2 separate regions of the Homo sapiens genome follow, and region 1 is linked to region 2. Evidence: read pairs that join two places in POLR2A ChIA-PET (ENCODE). Cell type or tissue: GM12878. All regions are shown on one strand. Each heading gives the region's core, and the rest is flanking DNA. Links, peaks and the distances in the headings are about the cores only.

Region 1 (2,929 bases), core at 330-2,829, 60 kb before region 2:
TTTTAGTAGAGACAGGGTTTCACTATGTTGGCCAGACTGGTCTCAAACTCCTGACCTCAGGTGATCCATCTGCCTCGGCCCCCCAAAGGCTGGGATTACAGGCATGAGCCACCTCACCCGGCCACACGCAGTACACTTTTAGACAGAGTCTACTTTGCACTTCTTGGTGCTGTTTACTGGCACACATATTCAAAAGAGTGACCATGGCTGATGAGTGTGGGTCGCAATAACTGATGCGTGGCCAAAGGTGTTTCCCACAACAGTTGGCTTTGATTCACCGTGTATCTTCTGCACTGGCTACCGTGTAGTTATGCCTTGCCCTTCATGGGTCCTGGGATTACTTGACTGCTGCCGAGGCTAACAGCCTCTTTTTTATTCTGATTGTGACCCATTATATTAGTCTGTTGGCCACTGACTCACTAGTACTTGGAAGCAACCCACAGCTATGTTGTCACATCCACGTATTCCCCTCAACACGCAGCAAATTGGGGTGAGACCAAGGAAAGGCCCATGCACAAAGGAACCTGACAGCTGTCAGCAGTAGCACCTGAGGCCAATTGTAGGCGGTAATAGCACACACTCAGAAAACCATACGCCAGCAGTGTGTGTGCATCACAATGCCGGGAGTGCACATATTGTGGGCTCCTCATCAACAGGGAACTCATCCTGCATTGCTTTTATATCCCAACTGTACTTAGCACAAGACTAACCATACAGTAGGTATCTGTGCCTATAATGATTTCACCAATATTTCTACATATGAACTACTATTCATCATTTAGGGTCTCACTAAATGTTGCTTCTTTGAAGATATTTGCTTGAATCCCCTATGGCATTTTGTAGTTACCTCCATGCAGTAATGATAATATCCAAGTCATTCGTTCCAGAGTTTATATCACTTATGTAAAGCGTATAACTCCAAAGCTTTGCAATAGGTGTTCAAGCAGCATATAATGGATGGATGGATGGATGGATGGATGGTTGGTTGGATGGATAAACATTAATTGCTTAGAAGCCAAGTGGAGCAATTTGAAGGAGCACTCTCTCCTATACTTCTTGTTTTGTTATGTCAATTCATGAAATCCCCAGAATGACACATAAAAGGAAACCAAAATCAAATTAAAACTTATGAACCTAAACCATCTTGTGTCATCCTTGGTAGACATTTAGTGGAGGAAATATGAAATTGTACTATTCATTCAAGGAGTTAATAGGTAAACCAGTTTATCCATCACTAACTTGTTTTTATAGCATCAACATGGTGTAAAGACAAAAACAATCTTGAACTCTAGTAACTATCATCTATATTTAATGCCTCTATGCTACAACAGTAAGACTCTGGATGATTATCAGTACCACTTAGAATTAGAGCTTCTTGTTAAATAATTCATACATTTGATGGGGAAGAGCTTCAAACAATGCTCAAAGCTCCAGTAATTAATGGGCTAATTACGAGATGCTTGTAAAATGGCTTAAACACTGAAAGTTCAGTGTAGGTATAATTGTTTTAGAGTTAACCCTGTGTATTTAAATGTCAAAAAAAATATTCAGTGAAGATGAGTAGAGGGTTGGGAGAGAGAAGAGAGATCATAAGATATCACACCAGTTTAGAAGTCTTCACTATTGATTTAAGATTTCTAAAAAGGCTCTGGAAAGGCAGAATGCAGGCCTTCCTAATGCCCCAGGCATTTTCCAACCATGTCTCTAATCACATAAGAAGAACATCACCCATGAGTCATAGGACTCTGGGTACTCTTAGAGGTCAGAAACCGCTGCAGTGCAAGTCCTTTCAGCCTAATCGCCTCTTCACTAGCAACGCCCAGGTTCCACAAGAGTGCTCTGTTTCATTCCAGGACCCGTGGGAGTTAAGAATTGAAGGTAGTTGATTTTTTGGTTGGTTCATTTGTTTGTTTTTCCTCCCTGTTGTTTGCTGTTCTCAGAAATGACCTGCTCTCTGAGCTTTCTTGGAGTGTAAGGCATTTCAATTCTAGAAAGGTGGGGCTGGGAGGAAAATGGTCTCCTTGACTGCAAACCATCTAGCTGAAATGTCTTTCACTCATCCCACTGGAAGGGGGAAAAAAAGCCTTCTTTAGAAGATGAAACATTGTCTTGTGTCTTTTAGCATCGTTCTGGGCAGTCAGTCTGTTAGGACATATTGGGCGATTATAGGACTGTCTTTTTAGAGAAAGCCATGGGTTTCAAGTTAGCAGGAACCATCTATCAATTCTTAAGATTATGCCATGATTTACTGTCAGAGCATCATGTATTCTGATTTTCTGCCTCCCATGAAACATTGTGCTTTCCTTTTCTATTGATGTATCAACTATAATAGTTACAAGCAGCTACAGAAAAATCAATAGCGAGCTTTCATTACTGTGTACATCAAGTAAAGAGCCCCCCGCTGCAAGAGCACAACTTGTTAGATGCTCACCATGGAAGGTGTACAACACTCAACTGTTTTTTTCCCAGACTGCATTAGAAAAATCAACTATAGAAAAATTATAAAATAGTATCATATTCTACATGGAAGCACAGAGACCCTATAAAATCTCTCAAAGGGAATGGACAGGAGGCATTATCATGTTTCAAAATGAGCACAGCATTTCCAAAGTGAATATAAAGGTATTTAATGCGATTCCTACGTGGTTTTTGTTTCTGGTTTTCTTTTGCATTTGTCTTCTTAAGGTCATCAGGATAGTGGGAGGAAATACTGAATTAGTATTTACTAGATTGACTGCGTAAGCAGAAAGTCACCACTGGCTGAAGTGCATGCTGCAATAGTCATGCGCTCAACACCCAGCCAAGCAATGAGGACCCTAAGAACTGTGTGAATACAGAGTAATATTACCAGGGTCTTAATCAGATCCAGGAGTCCCAGACATACATATGCAAAGTTTTATTCTCTTTCCAAGCACATGTTGGAAAAAGA
Region 2 (2,929 bases), core at 313-2,812:
ACAGTTAGATATTCTTTAAATATTTTCTTAAAAACTAAATTTTGAGAAGACATAGATGTACCTAAGTTATAAGCATAATAAAGAGTCTTAGTGTTTTCATAGGGAAGAAAAGCCAACATGATAGTGTAGAGACAGTGAAGGCTGGGACCCCTGCACTTAGGGCTCCCTGGATTAAAGCCTGTGACAGAGCAATTCTCATCTTTAAAGTTCCCTAATGACTAATGTGGATTTTAGTAATTATTTAAGGGCCCCGTAAGGAGTGTAAGAAAGATAAAACCCTAATTCCAAGACTGAAATTAAATGGGTATCATTTCATGAGGAATTTGAAAAAGCTCTTTGAAAGTATGCGAATGTAATATGGAGGTATTGAATTTCTTCCCTGTGACTATTTCATTATATTAAACAATCCATAAAAACTGTAAGTAATGGCAGAGATGAGACTACTGATTTTTCTCGCTTGATTTGTCCTGAGTTCGCGTTAACTGAGCATAAGAAACTCCCGTTCCCTGAATTGGGCACTGCCATGCAGAAAGTTTTACTGCAGCAGTTGAAGAGGAGTTTTAACACGTTGCACAGACGTCCAGTCTCTGGGACTGCTGAACTGTAATAAACTACACCATTAAGTGAAACATTGGATGGAGAAGCTGGCTCATTGGGTCGGCGGTTACAGTTATAAGTAGCTCCTTGGGATGCTAATAGATTAAGACGAGTGGTTTAAACTTCCAAGACAGACCTCCCGCTTTAGTAAACAGCAGAGTAACAGACTTACATAATACCTCAGGCAGTGTGCATTCTGGTATAGGCCCAGCCTCTAATTGTGTGACCTTGGACAGCTAATTTTGCTTCCCTAGACACCCCAGTCCCTTCATCTGAAAATAAGAACGTATCATGGGATCATCTCAAGTGTATCTAGAGCTCTACTGTTCTAGGATTCAACGACTGGTAAATCTACAAATATAATATTACATGATCAGGATTAAATGAACTCTAATGGGCAAAATGCATGATGTAGTCATCCAAATGCTAATATTGTAATGTGGATAGAAAGAACAGATTTTAAGTTCACCAAAAATGAAATCAAAATGGACCAGACATATTAATAGGAGCTCAACTTCATTTGTAATTTTAAAATGCAAATAAATACAATGAAATACCATTTTCACCTATCAGATTAGCAACAATGTAAAGTTTAAAGATATTCAGTGGTGACTGAGTGTGGGGAAACTGGTACTTTTAATGCTGTTTATATGAATGGAAATTGGTGGTCTTCTCAAAGGTCAACTTGTTAATATGTATCCAAAGTTAAAATACAGTCACGCTCACATAACAACGAGGATATGTCTGAGAGATACATCCTTGTGCGATTTCATCATTGTATGAACATCATAGTGTACTTACACAAGTCTAAATGATACAGCTTATTATATATTATATACATATAGGCTGTATTGTATAACTTATTCCTCTTAGGCTACAGACCTGTGCAGCATGTTACTGTATTAATATTGCAGGCAATTATAAGTATTTGTATATCTAAAAATAGAAAATATACAGTAAAAAATACAGTGTAAAAGATTAAAAATGGAGGCCGGGAGCAGTGGCTCATGCCTGTAATCCCAGCACTTTGGGAGGCCAAGGCAGGTGGATCACCTGAGGTCAGGAGTTCAAGACCAGCCTGGCCAACATGATGAAACCCCATTTCTACTAAAAATACAAAAATTAGCCAGGCATGTTGGCGCTTGCCTGTAATCCCAGCTACTCGGAAGGCTGAAGCAGGAGAATCACTTGAATCCAGGAGGCTGAGGTTACAGTGAGCCAAGATCGCGCCATTGCACTCCAGCCTGGGTGACACAGTGAGACTCCATCTAAATTAAAAAAAAAAAATTAAAAATGGTACGTCTGTATAGCATAGGGCACTTATCAGGAGTGGAGCTTGCAGGACTAGAAGTTACTCAGGGTGAGTCAATGAGTGAGTGATGAGTGAATGTGAAGGCCTAGGACATTACTGTACACTGCTGTACGTTTTATAAACACTGTATACTTACGTTACACTAAATTGATTTTTTAAATGTTCTTTCTTCGATAATAAATTAACCTTAGCTTACTATCACTTTTACTTCATAAATTTTACTTTTTTTCAAACATTTGACTCTTTGTAATAACACTTAGCTTAAAACACAAATTATACAGCTATACAAAAATATTTTCTTTCTCTATATCTTTATTCTATATACTTTTTTCTGTTTCTAGAAATTTTAAGTATTTTTTACTTCTTAAACTTTTTGTTGTTTTGTTTTGTTTTAGCTACAGGGTCTGCTCTGTCATCCAGGCTGGAATGCAAGTGGCACAATCAAGGCTCACTGTAACCTCAAACTCCAAGGCTCAAGCAATCCTCTCACCTCAGCCTCCCAAGTAGCTAAGACTACAGTCATGAGCCACCATGCCTGCTTGATTTTTTAAAAAAAAATTTTGTAAAGACAGAGTCTCACCTTGTTGCCCAGGCTGGTTTGAGCTGCTGTCCTCAAGCGATCCTCCTGCCTCAGCCTCCAAAAGTGCTGGGATTACAGGCGTGAGCCACCATGCCTGGCCAAATTTTTTGTTTAAAAACGAATACACCAACACACACATTAGCCTATGCCAACACAGGGTGAGGATCATCAATATCACCGTCTTCCACCTTTATGTCTTATCCTACTAGATGAATTTCAGCAGGCAGTAACACAACACGGAGCTGTTGTCTCCTACGATAACAATGTCTTCTTCTGGATGCCTCCTGAAGGACCGATCTGAGACTGTTCTTAAGGAGGTATCACTCTTTTCAGAAAGATGCTCATGGTGGTTTGTTTCTTTTTTCATGTTAGATTTGTGTGAGTCTATCATGGGCTACATTATGAAGGCTGTGACTTCACCCAGCAATAGGAATATTTTT

The links. Peaks named below come from ENCODE experiments on the same cell type or tissue, not always from the same donor. Only the 100,000 strongest peaks of a DNase experiment are listed, where the experiment ranks them.
Region 1: POLR2A ChIA-PET joins it to region 2 with 5 read pairs; 3 of 35 experiments call an interaction of 5 or more read pairs at or near these places.

The regions. Positions count from the first base shown.
Region 1 is chr1:200,149,089-200,152,017 of GRCh38, forward strand. All of the region lies in intron 7 of NR5A2 (nuclear receptor subfamily 5 group A member 2), which reads left to right. Among named protein-coding and RNA genes, the nearest start is that of NR5A2, 120 kb to the left of the region's middle. In GM12878, for the core only: no CTCF peak of the experiment used is centred there; a DNase peak (open chromatin) is centred at 1,823.
Region 2 is chr1:200,209,407-200,212,335 of GRCh38, forward strand. No RefSeq gene overlaps it. Among named protein-coding and RNA genes, the nearest start is that of LINC00862, 160 kb to the right of the region's middle. In GM12878, for the core only: no CTCF peak of the experiment used is centred there; no DNase peak of the experiment used is centred there.